Regions from separate parts of the Homo sapiens genome. Here region 2 is linked to region 1. A link is a loop called in an ENCODE intact Hi-C map of the cell type or tissue named here. Cell type or tissue: endothelial cell of umbilical vein. All regions are shown on one strand. Each heading gives the region's core, and the rest is flanking DNA. Links, peaks and the distances in the headings are about the cores only.

Region 1 (10,681 bases), core at 1,307-9,306:
AATGAAATACAAACCAAGTAATACTGAAGTCAATAATTCTAGTTTGAGAGTGCAAAACCATTTAAATTAAACTGGCATCTGGCTGGGTATAACAGCTAATGTTTTAATTGATGATTTTTCTTAGAAATTGTAATAATATATATTCATGTAGGAAATGAAAGAGTGAGAGAAGACTCAGTAAAAATACAATTTGACAAAAATTTTAAAACTCACTACCATTGCATAAGAATCACATTCATATTTTTCATACTAGTTTTAATACAGAAAACTTCTGTTTCCTCATGGACCAAGTCAGTTGAAGAATGTTTATGAAATAGTTTGGAGAGAGACAGAGTGCAACTTAAAACAATACCTAATATTCCAACTTAAATTCAAAATACTTCCAACTAGACTCAAGTTTCTAACCCCACAATTTGTTCATCTCATAATCACTATTGCGACTAATGGCCATTAGTAACCCAAATGGCCTTTTCAGTAATTCAACTGCCAATTCCTTAGCATCCCATTCTTCACCTCCACTAATCTTGTTCAGAAGCAAACGTAGTCACTGAAGCTCATCAATTTTACCTGTAAAGTAGTAATTGAGTCCATGTCCCATCTCCTCTGCCATTGTGAGAGTTCTAGCCCTCATCTTTCATGTGGACCATTGAAACTGCTTCTCGAGTGGTCTTATTCAAGTGGTGTTTCACATGGTCCAACAATTGCCTTTATGAAACATGGACTGGTCATATTGCAGATATATGTAAAATCTTCCAATGCCATCACCTATTGAAAAGTATTTCTAACACTTAACAAAGATAAAAAGGTTTCCTAGAATCTGGTACCAAACTGCCTTCCTACTATGCCTTCCATAAACATCCCACCATCTATGTTAGTGAGACTCATCTGTTTCTCATATATTGATGTACTCTTTTTTTTTTTTTTTTTTTTTTTTTGAGACGGAGTCTCGCTCTGTCGCCCAGGCCGGACTGCGGACTGCAGTGGCGCAATCTCGGCTCACTGCAAGCTCCGCTTCCCGGGTTCACGCCATTCTCCTGCCTCAGCCTCCCGAGTAGCTGGGACTACAGGCGCCCGCCACCGCGCCCGGCTAATTTTTTGTATTTTTAGTAGAGACGGGGTTTCACCTTGTTAGCCAGGATGGTCTCGATCTCCTGACCTCATGATCCACCCGCCTCGGCCTCCCAAAGTGCTGGGATTACAGGCGTGAGCCACCGCGCCCGGCCTATTGATGTACTCTTCACACATCACTAAATACATTCCATATCTCTCTCCTCCTGGTGCCTTTCTAGGTGTACATCAAAAACTAATTGAAATATGACCATTTCTGTAAAAATGTCTTTAATTCTTGCCTTAGAAGGAAACTAATTGCTTAAACTTTGATGCCCCCATAGCACTTTTTAAATCTCTCTTTAAAATATAATTTGTACATAAACAATTTCCCCCCACTTAACTTGAAGCTTCATAAAAAGAGAGAGGCTCTGCCTTACTCATTCTTTTATCTCTGTCTCTTAAAATTCCATGACAAAAATGTGTACAAAATAAATACTTGTGGGGTCAATAAATGATTAATCATGAGATCAGTCAAGTCCAAGTGGTATGACTTGCTGGTGTGGTTTTGGGGTCTAATCAAGAGTTCAACAGATACTGAACAGAGATGTGATACATCAGGAAGTGGAGCTCCCATGAGAAGCATTAGGACAGCCAAAGTGATATATGTTCCTAGCTGTATCCCAAATTCATCTTTGAAATGCTGAATACTTGGAATTCTATTAGCTACTTGTAAAATAAGACACAGTTTTAAGTATAGTGCTTTATTTGGTTTATTTATTTATAAAGCATGTATGAGATTCTATGAAATATGTGTTTTCTGGATTAATAACTCAATGGTTAAGGACTTTTGATGAATAGCTCTTAAATATCAACAAATATATGCATTTGAGTTTATTAAATAATATTTTTATTATTATTTATTATTCTCCTACATGGGAGTACTCTATCATTTGAGAATGGCTTTGATCTTTACTCTGTCCTATAATTTTAGATGTTGGGCGTTCCATGAATTTCCCATTGGTTTATATTCATTTTAATTACAGCCAGTTACAAATGTCTAATTTAGTTGTATGTAGACTCAGCAAAAATCTATAAAAGTTTTTAATTAAGAAGTAACTTAGTAGATTCATTGACATGGGCATTTTTATTTTCCAATTAATTTTATAGAGCAGAAGGAGAAATTTCAGATTTTCATATTTTGAAAACCCAGCAGATGGCAATACAGTTCTGGCTTTAAGATTAAGAACAACAACCAAAAAGAAAAAAAAATGCTGATGAGTTAAAGAGTTCCAAAACTTTTCACCATCATTGTTGTTATATTCAGAGGCAGAAGTATTCAAATTTCCACACTGGCCTAAAAATTTTTTTTAAAAGTCTTTATCTTGTAGGCATATAAGAATATGGCTTATTTTCAGAATTGCTCTTAAACTTCCCAAGTTAATTTCTAGAAGTAAAATGTGTTTCTTGGTGCATCTCTAGACTTAAGTTTATGAAAGTGGGGCAAGTGAAGGACAAGTCAGGCTGAGAGGTGCAAGTTTTTCGGATACCCTCCAGAAGATGGCATGAAACCCCGCAGGGGTGTGTTTACAGTGTACCCCCTAAGAATCTCTGACCCAAGGAACAAAGAGATACTGAACAGAAATAGCTATTAGGTTTCTTCATTGTTCAATGTCACAATGCACTGGGAATTTTAAGTGCTTATCTTACTTTAAAATGACTTTGGTTGGTAAATGTACTCTACAGAATGGAAACCTTGACTTAAGCCACTATATTTTCAAATAATAAGCTTATGAGTAAATGAAGTGGCTGCTAGATGTTGCAGATGATGTGATAAGCTTTCCAAAATTGCCCCACATGAAATTTCAAAATTTAAAATGCTCTAATTTTACAAATGATTGATTTGCAAATGAAATAAATATTCCTATGGCAGTTGAAGAACATACTTATAAGTAAGAACCCCAGTGGCAAAAAGGCCTATTAAATATTTAAACATTGTACATATCTCATCAATTGGAAATTAATTTCAGTTATTTTTTAAAGGAAATGTCTCAATAGAGTGCCTGCCTGGTTCAAGTCCTTGTACTGATGCTCTAACGTGTATAAAAGCTGATTTATTTTGTGATGGAGAAGTAAACTGTCCAGATGGTTCTGACGAAGACAATAAAATGTGTGGTAAGTTCTCCCCCCTACTCTCTCCCCTTCTGTTTTATCCTCCCTCACTGTAGACACACACACACACACACACACACACACACACACACACACATTCTAATCTCAAATACCTGAAACTACTGAAGAATGAGCTATTTAAATAGCTATTTTTAAAATATAATACAAAATCTTAAAATAATTTTATTAATATTTTCCTAAACTTTATAAATAATATTAAAGATATTAATTAATTAAACAGAATTCCATTTGATCACTACAGAAAGGAAGATGTGATTAACAATGTCTGTCATAAATGTGGGGATGGGTGTTGCTACATTTTCATCTCTTCTCTATATTAAACTAATCCAAACTATTATTAATTTGACTTCTGTGATAGACATTCTCACTTCTTACTAATGGTTTTCATGTTTTTTCACTATCATATCAGTCTTTTTCTTTCAACATTTTAACAGTACCTAACTCACTGAGCACCATATTAAAATTTTGACTGTTCCTTTTATTTGCCTCTTGTAGTTCTATAAATAGTAGAAATAAGATATGAATAAGAACTTAATGCCTCATAAGTAAAACTTCTGTGTTTCATTTGTATATTTTGGCATTTTTTGAGTGTTAATGACAATAACATTATTTTACCATTATTATTACTATTTGACACTTAAGTAGCAGTTACCATATACCAAGCATGGCTCTAGTTGATTTAAACGTATTTACTCTTTTACTTATTTCTTCATTTCATAGCTGGATTCCACTTAGAAAAGTTTACTAGAAAGCAGCATCTAAGTAGGTAATTTGTTTCTGTGTGTAACACATTTAAGAAGATTTCCACATAGAACTACAGTAGTTCTCCCTTATTAGTGGTTTCCACAGTTTCAACTACCTGCTGTCAACCACAGGACACACAGTAAATGGAAAATTCCAGAAATAAACAATGTATAAGTATAAAATTGCACATCATTCTGAGTATTGTTATAATTGTTCTATTTTATTAGTGATTATTGCTGTTAATCTCCTATGGTAGGTGTGTATGTATAGGAAAAAACATAGTAGATATAGGGGTCAGTACTATCCATGGTTCAGGCATCCACTGGAGGTCTTAGAAAATATCCCCTGTGGATAAGGGGAGACTGCTGACTTTGGATAAGTCTAACTGATATTTTGTTTTATTTAACAGTATTAACTGCACATTTTTTGGTATGGCTTATAATCAGTTTTAAAACTGACTATAAATACAGTTAGTGCCCAAAGTGTGTTAAAGACCATAGTTACTATTTGCTACACTTTTCTATTATTTGTTACACTTTTCTCATCTTGCTTGATAGTAATTAAAGATGAATATTCTAATAACGACCAAAGTTTTAAAAGCTACCTATCCACTTAGTACACATTTTAAAAGCCAGGCATTTGGTCTGTTTCCCGGTACCAACTCAATGAAAGGCAACTCTACTACAGAGATTTCCACTAAGCAATCCCGATGCAAATGTTCTTGGATAAAATTCAGACCTTTAAAGTTTAACTACAGACTTTGAAGTACACTCAGAACATATTGGAAGAAAGTGCAGGCTGCGGAATATTTTTAATCTATTTTATATAACTAAGTTACTCAAAGAAGAAGAAAGCAATGTTCTTGCTTTGCTGTGGCTTTCAGGCATTTTCCAAAATCTTTTCAGGGAGAATATGATGCAAGTGTGCCATCATGAGGTAACAAAGGTGATGCTGATTTCTGTTTCAAAAACAATAGTGTATGTCAACTTAGACACATGGCTTTAAGCCAATATAATGATGATCAATATCCTTAAATAGAGGAAAAGGCATAACTACCAAAATATATGAATCAAATAATTGAAAAATGTACTGTACCTATTATTTTGTTATTATGCTCATGGAGTTCATAATTTTCATGATGAACTAATATCAGTGCATATAAAAATGAACCATAGGAATATCATGTAAGTGTGATAATTTGTCCTAAAATAAGTTTTAATGCTATGAATCATTTTTATGAGCCACTCTAAACTCAGGAGATGAGCCTCAGTATTAGAATGGAAGTAATTATCTTAATTTGCTTTAAAAATATAGTCAAACTGCGTTGTTACTTTTTAGTAACATGAAGATTTTTTGTTAATTGAACCTTAGTAGTGACCAGCCTTTCATGTCACTAACTCTCTCAAGCTTACACACCGTCACTTTCCATTTTCTTGATTTTCTTTTTTTTTTTTTTCGTTTAAGTAAGTATTATATCTATTTTGGTAAATAAATTCGAATTATTTGTGGGATAATATTGTTTAAATCAATCAATGAATCTATTTTTATCCAGAGAGAATTTAAGAGTACAAGTTGCTTTATTCATTTTAAGTTGCTTCATTCATTGATTATGGTGAGCCCACAAGCCTAATGACTTTCAGCACCAGCTCAAACTTCCAGCAGCATTATTTCCACCTGAAAGCCACTGTCCATCAATCTATATTCATGGAAAAATTTATAAAACTAATTTAAGAGAATTTTTCCAATATGAAGTTTACCTTTACTCTCTCTCTCTCTCTTATTGATTTATTTATTTTTTTGCTCCAGCTGTGAGCTCTAATTCTGGTTTGTGTTATTGATAGTCATACTAACATTGTCTTCCTCATGCAACTTCCTCTTTTACTCTTTAGTTATTTAGGTTTGCACACTTACAGCTGACTATAGCTGAAACAAGATTTCTTTAAATTGTTTTCGTCTTCTGATTAGAATTACATCAGCAGGAAAGTTCACTTTTTAGCTGACCTATGAAAAGGAAAGATGCTGATTCACAGCCTTTAAGCCAATGCTTAACTCTTTGGAAGTTGGCAAGTGTTCTCATAGTTTGTATGCCTCACGTGTATATGCATAATACAGCTTGGTGGGTGAGCATAGATCATGTTTGATTTATATATCCTGGAGATTTGAATGCCATGAGCAAAGACACAATTAGTGAATATTCAGCCAGCAGAGGGAGTTCTTCGTGGGTCCTAAGTGCTTACCCTTATGTGTTCCATCCTATTACAGGCAACATTTCTGATAGTGCAATCGAATGGCTGCTATAATTTGACAGGCTCATTTATGTTCTACTTAGATTTTTTTTTCTGATGCTGCACTAGAAAGCACTGCACAGTCTAATAAGTCACAATCCTAAACACCCAGTCATCCTACTCATCCACAACTGGGTCATATATTTTTTCCTGAAAACCTATCCTGCTTCATTCATGGTCATTTGCACTATCAGGTTCTCCAGAAACATCCTGAAATTAAATGAAAAAAATGTATAAGAAAGTGCCTTACACAAGCCTCTGTCTTGAGAAGATAATATTTTGGCATTCTGAGCGTTGCTATTAGAAATACTTCAATACTCCTGTAATTTTATTTTAAATACATTTAGGAATATTCTCTATATTTGCTTGAATGCAGGAATTGACTAGAGCCTCGTTAGAGCAGAATTTGACCTGTGGAGTATCCATTCCCACTAAAACTTAGTAACATGATAGAATACTGGACAGGAAAATTGATCATATTCTTTAGGACAGGCTAAATACTATGATAAACAATCTTAACAATAACAGTTTATTTATCACCTATATCACGGTGCAAGAAAGATGGCAAAGGGTTGTGCTCTAGGCATTCAGGATGCCTGCTCCTTACTTGCCACTCTCTCTGCCCCCAGAGTCCTCTACTGGATCCTTCACAACCAGCTGACTGACAAAGGAAGAATGTTACAGATATGTTCAGAAACCATATTTGGAAATAGACACAGTGACTTTTACAATCGTTCATCGGCCAACTCAGTCACATGACCTTATCTGACTCCAAGGGATTTGGGGAAGTGTAGTTTAGTCATGTGCTCAGGAAAGAACTGAAAGAGGGTTTGTCAAACATAGAACCATCTTTGAAACTAGAGACGTAACATGGCTTTCTGGAAATCATGAATCACATTGTGCAGCGCAAAGCTGTTGATACCTTTCCCAAAAAAATGCGTAGTGAACAGGTGGGAAAAATGACTAAAATTTTATCAGCTTTACAAACAGGTTTTTACAGATGCTTAAAGGGATCTTGTTTTGTTCCCTTTCTCTCTCTGTGTGTGTCTCTTTTGCATCCTCCTATTTGTTCTGGAATATTATTGCAAATGTGATCTGTATTCTAACTTTAAGAACATTGAAAAAGATGGAAATCTTTAAAAAATTTTCTGTTTCTTCTTTTATTTATGCTTTCCCCCCTGCTTTTCAGTTCAAAGAGTGGGTGATGTCATTGCGATAGTGATAGATGTATATATATATTGTGATATTAGGCAATATACCACAGTATGCTCTAGAATAAGGCTGCCTTGCTTTAAATTGTTGCTTGTAAGCTAGGAGGCCTTATGGTTGTTATTTAACCCATATGTGCCTCAGTTTCCCCCATAACATCATAGAGTTGTTATGCAAATTACATTCATACATATATAATAACTTTAGAAAATGACCGGCACATAGTAAACACTCTATAAATGTTGGCAGTTATATTTTAGCACTGATAAGATTGAGCACCCTACCTCATTGCTTCCTAAGTATTGTAACTCAAATATAAACTTTACAATAGCAGTAGACTTTACTACACTGTCTACAATCTTTGAGTCCATGTTATTTCTCGACAAACTGTGATTTAAAAGCTTTATATACCACATAAAATGCAAGCAAATGCCATTTTTGTTTTTATGGTCTTTGAATGTAAGGCATTAATTGCCCTGCTTGTTTGGCATGGTTTACAGTGGAAAAGAGCGTTGAAGGTGAGAAAAGAGATTTGCTTTTACAACTGGAAAATTATTTAGCAAGTCATTAAAAAGTCACATATTTTACTATCTATCTTCAAATCATGACAAATTAGCCTTAATTTTCTTTGTTTGTTGCAGTAATCATTATGCATAAGGCAATTCAGTTAACAAACCACTATTTTTCTTTCTTTCCTGTGATCTGTGCCGGATTGTTCAGAATTTAATCCTTGCTTCTTGACTTGTTATCTTTTCTTTTCTTATTTTCGTTCTTTTTTTCTTCTGGAAATCAGGTTACCAAATCATAAGCTAATGAATTAATTCCTAGGCCATTGTTTTTAAGCAGACTTTGAATAATAAACTTAAGTTACCAAAGTAAATTTTTATGCACCTGAAAATATATATATACCAAAAAAAAGCAAAAACCCAATAAACACATGATATTTTAATCAAGATTTCTATTTGCTATCTAATTTTTAATGTATTTATTTTATATACATAAAATATTTTGTCATAAAATAGCTTGTATTATGTAATTTGATAGAATCACTTTATAATTTTACGATGAGCTTTTTCATAGCTCAGTTTAGAATTAGCTTATTCTAAACACTCAGATTCCAAACACAGCAAATTAATTTTGACATATTACTTTGATTTTTCTAACCTCCATTAATGTTTCTCCGTATGAAGAATTTTTAATCTATGCAGAGAAAAAGACACATTGTAAGGGTCATAATTTTAGAATATTGTGTCAACATAACCAAGTAACTAACTAGAAGGAAAATAATGTAAGAAAGACTAAAAGTTGTGAAAATCAAGGTGGATTTTTGCATATACTATACATAGCAAGTGTATGAAAAAAACAAAAATCTCTAAGTTATGGCTCCTGGTTCATGCCTTCAAGAAGATTTTAATCTAGTTGGAATCTATTCAGATATAAATTAAAGGCAACTAATAATGCATGACATTAAGGAGAGATTCATGAAATAAATCTACTATGAAAACCAAAAGAGGAAAATGAGTAATTATGGAAAGCAAAAGGCTTAATCAGGAGTATTGAATGAAAATATAGAAAACATTGAACTAGTTATCTCCCAAAGGAGCAAGAGTAATGAGCTTTAAAAGATGGACTAACAGATTTGTTGGATGGAATTCTGTATAGGCCACTAGTACTAACATTTTCCTGGCCTTATTCTAATCTTTTTCAAGAAAACATAGCACTTTGTACATATATTTGAAATTCACCTAGCTCCAATTTAATTATAAAAATAAGACAAAAAATGACTGGTTATTTGTCTGAACTGGCAGTTTTCAATTCAGATATATTTATTTCCTTGCAAATATGGAAGAATACACTTAAAGTGCAGCTTAGGGAAGGGTGTTTAGAAAGACAATGCTTTTGGGCATGGCGCAGTGGCTCACGCCTGTAATCCCAGCATTTTGGGAGTCCTAGGAGTGCAGATCACCTATGGTCAGGAGATCGAGACCAGCCTGGCCAACATGGTGAAACCCCGTCTCTACTAAAAATACAAAAATTATCCGGGCGTGGTGACCGCCGCCTGTAATCCCAGCTACTCCGGAGGCTGAGGCAGGAGAATCACTTGAACACAGGAGGCAGTGAGCCGAGATCGCGCCGTTGCATTCCAGCACACGCAACAAGAGCGAAACTCTGTCTCAAAAAAAAAAAAAAAAAGGAAAAAAGAGAAAGAAGAGAAAGAAAGAGAGAGAGAGAAGGTAGGAAGGAAGGAAGGAAGGAAGGAAGGAAGGAAGGAAGGAAGGAAGGAAGGGAGGAAAAAGAGAGAGAAAGAGAAAGAAAGAGAGAAAAGGAAGGAAAGAAGGAAGGAAGGAAGGAAAAAGAGAGAAAGAGAGAGAAAGAAAGAGAGAAAAGGAAGGAAAGAAGGAAGGGAGGGAGGGAGGGAAGGAAGGAAGGAAGCAAGGGAAAAGGAAGGAGAAAGAAAGAGAGAAAGAGAGAGAGAGAAAGAAAGAATTTTTCCAAAATATTTCACGATAGGATGTGTATGAGTATTTGAACATGGCTAATAGGTTTCAAACATGAAATCTTACTATCATTTCAGTTTCATAAAATAACCTTGTACAGGTTTTGCCATGAATATTCTGTGAAATGTTTTGCAGCCAATTTGAATCCCAAGATTGTTTTTGTCTAACATTAATTGGCATCGTTTTGCAGCCACAGTTTGTGATGGAAGATTTTTGTTAACTGGATCATCTGGGTCTTTCCAGGCTACTCATTATCCAAAACCTTCTGAAACAAGTGTTGTCTGCCAGTGGATCATACGGTAATACAAGATCTTATATTTTCTGTTCTTAAGTCATAAAGCGTTTTTCTGATGCAACGTCTTATTGCTTTCAGTAGTTTTTTAAAGAATCATTGTTTTCATTAACTATGAAGCAAAAACCTCCCAACTGAAAAACTGTACAAAAAACTATACTATCATTTTTAACCTTTTAAAAAGCTATTCTGTGCTATGAACAATACTGTCTAATAAGTGGGGTCATCTCATTGGGTTCTGAAGCAAGTTTATTTTTCTGTGGTGGACATTATTCATGTGCGGCCAGGCAAACAACATACATGTATGTCTGTGTATCGTGAGAAGTAGAATTTCGCATCTTCTGCATTTGTCTATAAAATATTTTCTTTCTCATTTTGCTGCTTACCATGTGGAAATCTCTAAAGGTGTGATT
Region 2 (10,681 bases), core at 1,027-9,026, 330 kb after region 1:
TGGCACCTTGTTACTGCATCCGCTGGAGGAGACAAATGCTGTGTCCTCACATGGCAGAAGGGAGGGAAAGGCAAAAAATGGGGGCCTAGCTAGTTCCTTCTAGTCAATTGTAAGATTACTAGTTCATTCATAAGTGCTCTTGACCTAATTACCTCCCAAAGGTCACACCTCTTAATACTGATGCATTGGGGATTCAGTTTCAACATGAACTTTGGAGTGTACACAAATATTAAAACCATAGCAGGTGAATTAAAACATCAAAAATGTATTCTCTCACAGTTTTAGAGGACATAAACTTGAAATAAGGTGTCACAGGGCCATGCTTTCTCCAAAGACTCTAAGGCAAAATTCTTCCTTGCCTCTTCCTAGCTTCTGGGAGTTCCAGGTATTCCTTGGCTTATGGCAACTGAACTCCAATCTGTACCTCTGCCTTCATATGGCCTCCTCCTTTGTGTCTGTCTTGTTCTCTTCTATCTGTTGTAAAGACAGTTTTCACCGGATTTAGGGCTCACCTGGTTAATCAAGGATTATCTCATTTTGAGATCCTTAATTACATCTGCAAATGTAATTTTTTCCAAATAAGCTCACATTCACAAGGTCTGGGGCATGTTTATATCTTTTTGGAGGCCATCATTCAACTCACCACACTCAGGGTATTTTATCTTTAGGCTTTGATAATTCTAGCTCCCTCTGTTTGAAACGTTCTCTTTCTAGAACTTTGACTCATTATTCAGGTCCCAGATCAGATATTATACATTGTTCTTAGTCCTTCCTTGATTACACTATTTAAAATGGCCTTTCCTTGTTACTGTTTTTTCCATCACACTGCTTTTTTCTTATCACCGATTCATCTAAATCTGGGAAGTTTGCCCTTTTTATGTACTTGTTATTGTCTGTCTCCCTCACCCACATGCATCTGCATAACGACATAGACCCTGTCTATCTTACTCACTGCTGAGTCCCAGCACCTCGCACAGTGCCCTGCTGGAAATAGCTGCTCAGTACATATTTATTGAATACATAAATTAAGCCCTTACAACTCTGTGAAGTAGGATGAAATTAGCCATCTGAAGAGTAAACTTGGAGTAAATTTAGGCTAGCTTGCAAATCAAATCAAAATTTAATCAAGAGGACCAGGATACAATCTCAAGAAGGCATGACTGAATTATTATTGATATCATAAAAGAGTATATAATCAACTATATTGTAATCGATCTAAAGGAAAAAAAAGGTATTTCTTTTTCCTTCTACCAAAAGAGAGAAGATTATCTGCTTGAAATTCAGAAAATGGCAGTGTGTCTGGAGAATGATATAGAATGCTCTCTTATGGACCACAATGAGTCAGTACTGACTCCAAAATTTGTAGGTTACAGCGCAAAGTGAAAATTCAATGTTGTTAGTTAAAACAGCAGGAAAATGTGCCAGTAAAAGTGTTAAAAAAATAAAGATTTTTCTTTTTTCTGCAGTCTCAACGATGTGGTGTTTTTTATTCACTATTTAATCTCTTCCTAACTGAAGAAAAATTAATATTTTAAATTATTAGCATGAACTTCACTATTTATATTGTTCAATGTTAGTTTTAAATGTAAATACAAGAGCATTTGTATGTGAAATTATTGAAATCACACAATTCACATTTTGTAGCTCATACATGCATATATATTTCATTCTTACCAGCAAAGGAGAAACACAGCACAAAACTAAATCAACTGTTTTTATTTCACTTCTTGATTACGTGCACATTTTACCAATACTTTCTACCTTCAGTTTACTGAAGAATTCAAAAGGACTGAAAGGAAAAGAAACTATAGGTCTGATATGGTTTGGCTGTGTCCCTACCCAAATCTCATCTTGAATTGTAGCTCCCATAATCCCCATGTGTTGTGGCGGGGAGATAACTGAATCATGGAGATGGTTTCCACATACTGTTCTGTGATAGTGAATAAGTCTCACAAGATCTGATGGTTTAATAAGGGGTTTCCCCTTTTGCTTGGCCCTCGTTCTCTTGTCTGCCACCATCCATGGAAGACATGCCTTTCGCCTTCCGCCAAGATTGTAAGGCCTCTCCAGCCCTGTGGAACTGTGGGTCCATTAAACCTCTTTTTCTTTATAAATTACAGTCTCTGGTATGCCTTTATCAGCAGTGTGAAAATGGACTAATACAAGGTTGCTCTCTTTTTCCTCCCATGTCATCATTTTCAGCCTAGGTGGGTAACTAATACAGGAAAGTAGCATGAGTATGAAAGAATAGAAGTGTTTCTCATAGCATCATGTCATCCTTCTGGAACCTAAGCACGTTCTAGTGAGAATGGAAAGAATGGCCACTTGGGCTGTCAGCTCTGTGCTTACTTAGTACAAGTAACACACTTTGAGTCTCTCTGAACTCCCACACATCCTGGGTCTACTGGAATTCTGTGTTCATGGAACATCTTATTGTGTTCGAGATGCTCAATGAAAATAAGGCAGCAAGAAATGACAGATTCACATACTGCATATATATCCTCTATTCATTCACAGGCATGCTCCTTTGTCCCAACAGACTTCACTTACAAACCACAAGTCCAAAGATAATGTTATTAAAAACATCAGGACAACAACAGCAGAGCATTAAACCAAGAGTGGGTTCCTTCTGTGTGTTGGCCCAGTGCGACTGCACAGGTTGCACACCCTTGAGGCTAGCCCTGCAATGAGTTTTCTGGTATTCTAGGCCAATACACCCCTATAGTAGAGATAGACTCATTTAGCAATCATCTTGCTGACCAGGATCATTAAGAGCATACAACCAATTTCCCTTCTCTGTGTCTATGATTCATTAGCAATCTTGCAGTTATAATTTGTCTTCCTAATGTAGACTTTTCTCCAGAACAGCAAATAATAATTCATTCATTCACTCAGAAGTTAAATTTCTCACTGTAGTTCAATATTGTCATTTTGCATAAAGGTATTTTGAATTAGTTAACAAAAAAAAAATGGCCAGAACATGACCATTCTTAAATACAGCCCCAAAATCAAGTTTTCTGGACATACAAAGGTGAAGACTAAGTAATGACCAAAGCTGACACATTGAAAATTCAACAATTTTGCATATTCGTGTCCCAGCAACTATCCCAGATATGTATCTCTATTATTTCACCTTCTGCGCAAGAGAATTTCTCTCTTAAAATATTTTACCTGAAAGTTTATGCACATCAAGTGATGTGAGAAACATAAAATGAAGCACATTTTGAACAAAATGGTTAACTTATTTCTAAACCACTGGATATATAGAATAAAGGAGAGGTCACTAAGCTATGGTTTAGAGCACCTGAACTGTAGTTCCCAGATCTGCTTCACACTGGCTGGGTGACAAGAGCAAGTTTTATAACTCCTCTGTGCTTTAAGTTCCTTATCTACAAAATGAGAATTTTAGAATAAATATTCCCTAAGGCTTCTTTCTGATTTATAATTCTATAATTCTATTGTACCTGGAAAATGAAAACCAAGCATGTCTCTTATTGCCATAGCTCTGAGGTATGAGGATATATTTTATACAATTTGTGGGCCCCAAAATGGGGCCATCTCAATCAGGCTGTAAGAAGGTTTGCAGAAGGGGGTGGGGAGAAGGGGGTCCATTCATCCAAGACCTGACTAGCAAATGTGTATTTAAATCTGTGCTGTGCTCCTGGAAAACAAATTGTCTCCCCTTCTAAAATATTAAAATTAAAAATTTTTAAACAGAAAATATTCCCAGAGTCTTTTCAGTGGAACATTTACATTTTTTTTCAAATTTTAAGTGGGATATTGAAGAGTATACTTTCTAAAAGCCTACAGGACACCGTTCATCAGCTCATGTGATAAGCTGTTTAATGTTTTAGGCAACAATGAGAAGAAGCAAGATTTTTTCACCTCTCCAAATTCTACCTAAAAATTAAAAAAAATATATTCAGCTTCCCATATCATCCTAAATCTGGACTACAAACGCTTTCTCATATAGTTATTGCTAATCTCTAGTGGATCAATTTGAATTTGGCTCCCTTTAGCACATATAAAAGCCATAAAATTTGCCACTAGAGTAGAATTGATCAAGCCCTTCCTAAGACTCACCTGTAATTTATTAATCAAGTCATTTAACTTGTAATATGAGCCTCTATGTACTCATTTTAAAAGAAAAAGAACTGAACTAGACATCTCAGTTATTTTAAATTGAGCCTATTCCATTCAGTCTACTACAAAATTCTAAGACTTATAGTTCTCAGTTAAATTTTCTATCATTTTGGTTTTACTAATTAATGATTTAATCATATATTGTGCTTAGACTTTTTCGATCACAAAATGCATCTGCATGACGTGAATCCTAAATATTATAAAAATCTGTAACCCAATTTTATATATATTTCAGTAGGTAATAAAATGATGTTTAACAAAACATTGTTTCAAAATAAAATGGCTTTCATTTAAAAAAAAATAGCTATTGTTTGTTGAATGTTTTGCTTTAAGTCATTTTTAATTTTAATGCTCAAAATATATTTTGACATGGGCATAGTTATTTTCATCACACAGTTGAGTAAACAGAAGCTTAGAGAGGTTAAGTAACTTACCCAAGTCCCCAAAGCCAATCACGGTCAGTTAAGACTCCAACACTATCTCTCTTTCTCCATAGGCCATCCTTTTGAGTGTGGATAACGCCACCTTGTGTCTGTCTATGACAGGCCAATAACACCGATAACAAATGAACAAAATGACTTTCATAGGTCCAACCAAATCAATGCCAGGATACAAATTTTCAGCTTACAGAAATCATCATATAATTTTTAGTCTTCAGTAAGGACTGTTTCACTTTTCTAAAAAAGGGAGGAAATAATCACAATAAAAGCAAGCTAAAGAGCATTTAAAACTCAAATCATATGACAAGAGTAAATTGTAAAGCTTAATTCTTTTTTTATTTCCTGACTTAAAATGGATCTAAAGCATGTAACTAGGTTCAGAAGCCAATTTATTACCAATACAATCAAGGGAAGAGGAAAAATGAAGAAATAAAGAGAAATCAGTCATGAAATGTTCTCTAATTAAAGTATATCATCTGATTTTTTTACCACCTGCGAGTAGACAAAAGAAAGCTATATTTGAAGTAAAGAGTTCTGTGGATAACACTCAAGATACACTAAAATAAAATGGTCCCAATTAATAAAATGGTATGAAATTTGATTACCTATAACAGTCTTTTTATGGAAAAAATAATAATGCACTGTAGCTTAGAGCAATAGTGTAAAATACACCTGTAAACCATTAAGAAGCTTTTTGTTACAAAACTGAACTGCTGATGCAGCCCTAGTATCAGCAAATATACCATTTTATTGAAGACACTAAGGCCTACAGCAATTCAACAGAAAATTAATTAGCATCAGCTCACCATAAATCTCAACAGTATTAGCTAAAATGCCAATTTTGTAATCACTTTTCATTAAAGCCAAAAATACTAATTAAAATTGATTTTTGCCTGTACTTTGGTGAGCCACTGCCAGTTAATGGCTTTCAGTTGTAATGCAGACCTTTACTTAAATTAATTTTGTATGTCGTCTCCTTCTCTTTTGTAAAGATAATACAGAGTGAAGGGATAAGAGCTGTGGATGCAGGAAAGGGCAGTTCATATGCAGAAAGAATTGTCCACATGTAGTGGACATAAAGTGTTCTGAGTCTTTTACCAAAGTTTGCATGACCATGCTACTTTGTAATCTGTTTTTGAATATTTTATTTCATGAGCAAAGATAAATAGGGCCTTTAACAAATAAATTATAAGACTCAATTATGATAAGAGGTTTGAATAGTTAAATAACATATTTCTTTTGAAAGAATGTTCTGAGTGAAGTTACATTCTTATTTATGTGATGTGATCCATCTGTGAAAAACTATCCTGTGAACTTAGTCCATGTTTGGAGGCTCAGCAAGACCCAATAAGGATTAAAGTCTCAACATGTGTTAAATGAAAACTAATATCTATATAAATGTCAAATTCCTTTTACTGGAGTTAAGCAGAAAAAATAGCAATCCATAAATCTCTTAAAGGGTAATTTGCAAAGGCTTTAATTGTTATTTTAACTTTTATTTAATTTTTTTAAAAAAGGCATGGTGCCAGAGTTGAGGTTTTGGTAGCATCAAGATGAGTTACATAAGGATTAGGGGTTAGGTTTTTCCAATAAGTAATAGAGGATAGGGAGTAATTTATATTCAGGATCTCTAAGGAGCCCCAAATTAGAACCAGAAGCCATATTGTCAAAGCAAGTTCAAGGCTCTAGAGTTCCTTAGATGTCGAATGAAAAGTTGGCCAATATTTCTAGATTTAGAATATAGAAAACAATATAAAAGTGTTCCCAAATAAGAAATTCAGGTCAAATATTCTAAGATCCATTGAAGAGAGGTAGGAATAGGCAAGGAACACATTTCACACATGATGTCTAAGGTTTTTATCCATGATGTCCAAGATTTCATACAAGATTTAGAGAACAGCATGGGATATGACTCTTTGACCTTAAGGCCTTTACTCCCTACCACAATCCCTACCCCTAACTACTAAAGCTACAAACTTAACACTTTCTATTACATTATCATGAACAATCAAAATAGATTTCTTCTTAAAATATTAGAATAGCAAACTTAATGAATATCTAAGAGTTGATAAATAACAGATATATATCTCTCAGATTTATTTGTAATGTGTTAACACAGAGGAGTTAGTACAGACTTGACATTGAGGCAGCATAAATCCTGACCATTAAGAATCCCTCGATTCAGAATTATCACTAAACTAAATAGCTTCCATCCCAAAATGGGATGGAATGAAAATTTCAGTTTGGACCATCAATTCATAAGAAGAAAGACATCTTGCGATCCCCATGGACTTATCTAGGTAAGTCTTTATCTTCTTTTTATCCAAGCATATTTTGTTTACATATCTGGGATCATATTTTAGATTCTTATTTTTAAGTACCATGGATGAAATATTCAAAAATTCTACATGTAAGATGACATTGAAAAGGGACTTACAATTAATGTTTGCCACTAGATTATTTGTCAGGCATTCCCAATATCTAAAATACCCCAAATCTTACATCAAGTCATTTTACTTGATTTTTAATGATACAGAAACTATCCACTCATATCTCATGGTCATTAAGTTTTCTATGCACCTCTACTCTGAAGTATGTGTTTAGTAATTTTCCAAGTGCAAGTAATTTAGTGATTGTTGGCAAGTATTTTTCCCACTTACTTTAAGTGGTCATCAAATATGGGAAGAGCTTCTATCTAAACTTAGTTTCAATAATAAAGCATAAGAAACACTTGTCACTGTCAATGGAAATACAGTGAAAGCAAAAAAATAAAAATTCAGCAAACTATCTCAGAAACGACTTTAACTATCATGACATAGAGTCCAGCTAAAACTATATTTAACTGGATTCCTGAATTCGTGTCAAATTGTGTAAAAAATCATTCATAATCAATGTCTTTCATAATTACCACTTCTCTTGAATTTATAATTTTTGATGATCATTCAAATGCCTGAGGTTAATTTATTGTCTACTTTTGTTTGATTTACATGTGGAATATATCTTCTGAGCCCTTATACATTGGGAATGTCTTTCTATTGCTCAGAAACGTAAAAGACACCTTGGGGAAATGCACAATTTAGCATTTCAAATTTCTTCCCTCAAAATTCTCCATTTTAATGTCATTTCATTATGACATTTAGTACTAAAGAGAAGTCTGAGGCTAGTCTTTTCTAAAAAAATCATTCTTTTGGAAGCAACTTAGTAAACTTTTCACCAAAAGAGAAAGTACCAGATGTTTTTCTGATTAAAAAAAATTGTAAAGCTGTATTTGTAAGGCAGATGATAATCAAATTGCTTAAAACCAGTTATAAAGAGGAAGTCTTAAAAGCACGGAAAAAAACATTATGTGCAGGGAAACAAAGGTAAGAATGCAAACAGTTTTCTTATCAAAAACAATGCAAGACTTGTAGAATTGATTCTGCATAAATGAGAGGAAAATGTTAAATCTGTATGCTGATTTTTTTTAAAGTTTGTATATTCCCCTCTCTTAACACTGGTTATTGCTGCTAAGTGTTCTAATGTTTATGTCAGATACCCTAAAACCATCAAACATTCTACAAGTTCTTTTCCTCTATATGTATTATTTACCCACTTATTCTTTTTATTGGTCTCTCTTTATTCTCTCTGATCTTGGAGAGCTTCTGCAAGTGATCCTCCATCACTGATTTAATTCTTTGATGGTATCAGCTCTACCCTTCACTACACACTTAACACTTCTCATTACTACTTCTATCATTATGTTACCTTTCCATCTCAACCTCTGTCTTCCTAATGACTTTCTGCTTCTATTTCATAGAGGCCAGAACTTCATAGTGCTATAAAAGATGGTAGGAGTCTAATAATTTTTCCTGTTTCCTGCTATGGATAATTTTAAAAGATTGTTCTTACTCTACCATTTTAGGATCTATCCCATCTTCATTTTAGAAGACTTTTGAGAGTTCCTCCATTTACATTGTCTACTCCTACTAACAAAATAAGAATTTTCCACACCTAAAATTTTTTAAAAGTCAGAATATATACATTTCACTTAGCCCAACTTTCTGTTTACTTGGATGCCAATTAAATCTCCTTCCAAGACATAGGATCGCTTGCTGTATAAGTTTTCTAATTATTAGTATCAGAACTAGCAGGATTTAATTCAATGTAGGTCTGTTGGAGTTAAAATATAATTCTTACTCATCCCCATTGTCTGATATTGTGAAAATATGTTATATATGGAAATCTAAAATCTCCAGAAGGTAATGCTACCAGAATTCTTCATACCTTTATTGGGCATACTAACCTTCTAGATATCAGTCTCCTCAAAATTGTTTTGGTTTTCAGGTGTGGTTTTAGATATTAAAATAGGTACAAAATCTGCATGGATAAAATATTATTGGTTAATGATTGAATATGGCAGGGCAATGCTATTCAAGCTGCCATAAATAGTAAAATCTTTACAATAGAAAGAACTCCACCCAGTTTCCTGGCTAATATTAGAGTTCTAATTATTTTATGGGAATTTTACTGAAGTCACTCATATCTGCCCAAATCAAAAAAAAGTTTAATTTTACAAGGAAAAGAAACAATTATAACATCAAGTAACAGAAAAAAATTAGAAAAGCTTTCCAATACTGCCTTAAATTTTTCTTCATGATAATATATATAATAGAACTGTTTTCAATCAAGATGGAAAGAAGACTGATTTCTGATAAAGAGAAAATAAACAAAAGAAGACCTATCGCTGTCCCACTCTAGTGCCTAGGCAGAGTTTCCAGGCCACAGTGCAGGGAAAGGAAGCTCAGGCAGAACCCAGTGGTCTTCCTGAGTTGAACTGAGTTAGGATTCCAAGGAGGCCAAGGTAGCTAGAGTTCACAGGGCAGAGTGCCAGAGCGTACAGTCCTATACACAAAGCAAGCCCCTGAAATATGCAGAGGATACCTCTTGAGCCTTCAGCAGAGTGTTAATCTTTGCATGTGTGTGAGGAAACTACACAAAGCCAAGGATAAAATGCCAAAAGGATTACAGGTAATATTCCCCAGAACTGACACATAACCAGGAATAGTTTGTGTTCCTACTAGCTAGACTGAAAAAAATCTCAGAATTCACAGGTCATTAGGTAGAGTACTCAGAAAGGTATTGCCTTAGTAATAAAGGATAATTGGCCCTAGACTACAGGCTTCTATGATCTCACCTAACAAAGCTCAAAAGCAAGACTCTAATAGATAAAACAGTTTCCAAGTAACTTAACTGCATCCCAGAATAAAGTTCAAGAATACTTATAGGAATATAAAAATAATCAAGATAAAATGTATAATGTCTGTCAGCCAAGTAAGAATTACCAAATATGCAAAGGAGGAAAATATGATGTGGGATGAAGAGAAAGAAATCAATCAATAGAAACAGATCAAAAATGACACAGATGCTATGATTTGTACATAAGGACATTAATACACACCATAATTCATATATTCAAGAAAATAAAGAAAAGATTGAGCATTTTAGGCAGAGACATGAAAGAAGAAGATCCAAATTGAATTTTCAAGATAAAACTTTAACATCTGAGATTAAAAATGCACTGAACAAAATTAATAGCAGATTAGGTTTTGAAGAATAAAGATTAGTGAATATGAAAACATAGCACTAGAGACTATCTGCAACGTAAACAAAGACTGAAAAAGAAGAAGTAATACAACATTAACAAACTGTGGGACAACTTCAAGTAGACTAGTATATATGAAATTGAAGTATCCAAAGGAGAAGTGAGGGAAAAGAAAAAACTGTTTGAAGAAATAGTGGCCTAAAATATTCCAAATTCGAGGAACACTGCAAATTATTGATCCAAAACGTTCAACAAACTTCAAGCACAAGAAATATCAAGACACCAAGGCAGATGATATTCGAATTGCTTAAAACCAGTTATAAAGAGGAAGTCTTAAAAGCAGAGAAAAAAACACTATGTGCAGGGAAACAAAGGTAAGAATGAAAACAGTTTTCTTATCAAAAACAATGCAAGTGATAAAACGTATTTAAAATACTGAAAGAAAGAAAACTCACAACCTGGTGTTCTATACCCAGCCAAATTATCTTTCAAAATGAAGCAAGTCCTTCAGAATGAA

What was found. Hi-C counts contacts between places; a loop is a spot of excess contacts. Peaks named below come from ENCODE experiments on the same cell type or tissue, not always from the same donor. Only the 100,000 strongest peaks of a DNase experiment are listed, where the experiment ranks them.
Region 2: a loop joins it to region 1, with 23 times the contacts of the local background. A loop is called at or near these places in 5 of 110 quality-filtered maps.

Annotation. Positions count from the first base shown.
Region 1 is chr21:18,364,734-18,375,414 of GRCh38, reverse strand. TMPRSS15 (transmembrane serine protease 15) reads left to right here. Exons shown (of 25, transcript NM_002772.3): 6 at 3,091-3,222; 7 at 10,167-10,275. Among named protein-coding and RNA genes, the nearest start is that of TMPRSS15, 34 kb to the left of the region's middle. In endothelial cell of umbilical vein, for the core only: no CTCF peak of the experiment used is centred there; no DNase peak of the experiment used is centred there.
Region 2 is chr21:18,035,200-18,045,880 of GRCh38, reverse strand. It overlaps a transcript of CHODL not described here. Among named protein-coding and RNA genes, the nearest start is that of LINC03147, 150 kb to the right of the region's middle. In endothelial cell of umbilical vein, for the core only: a CTCF peak has its summit at 4,679 (motif pointing left); a DNase peak (open chromatin) is centred at 4,660.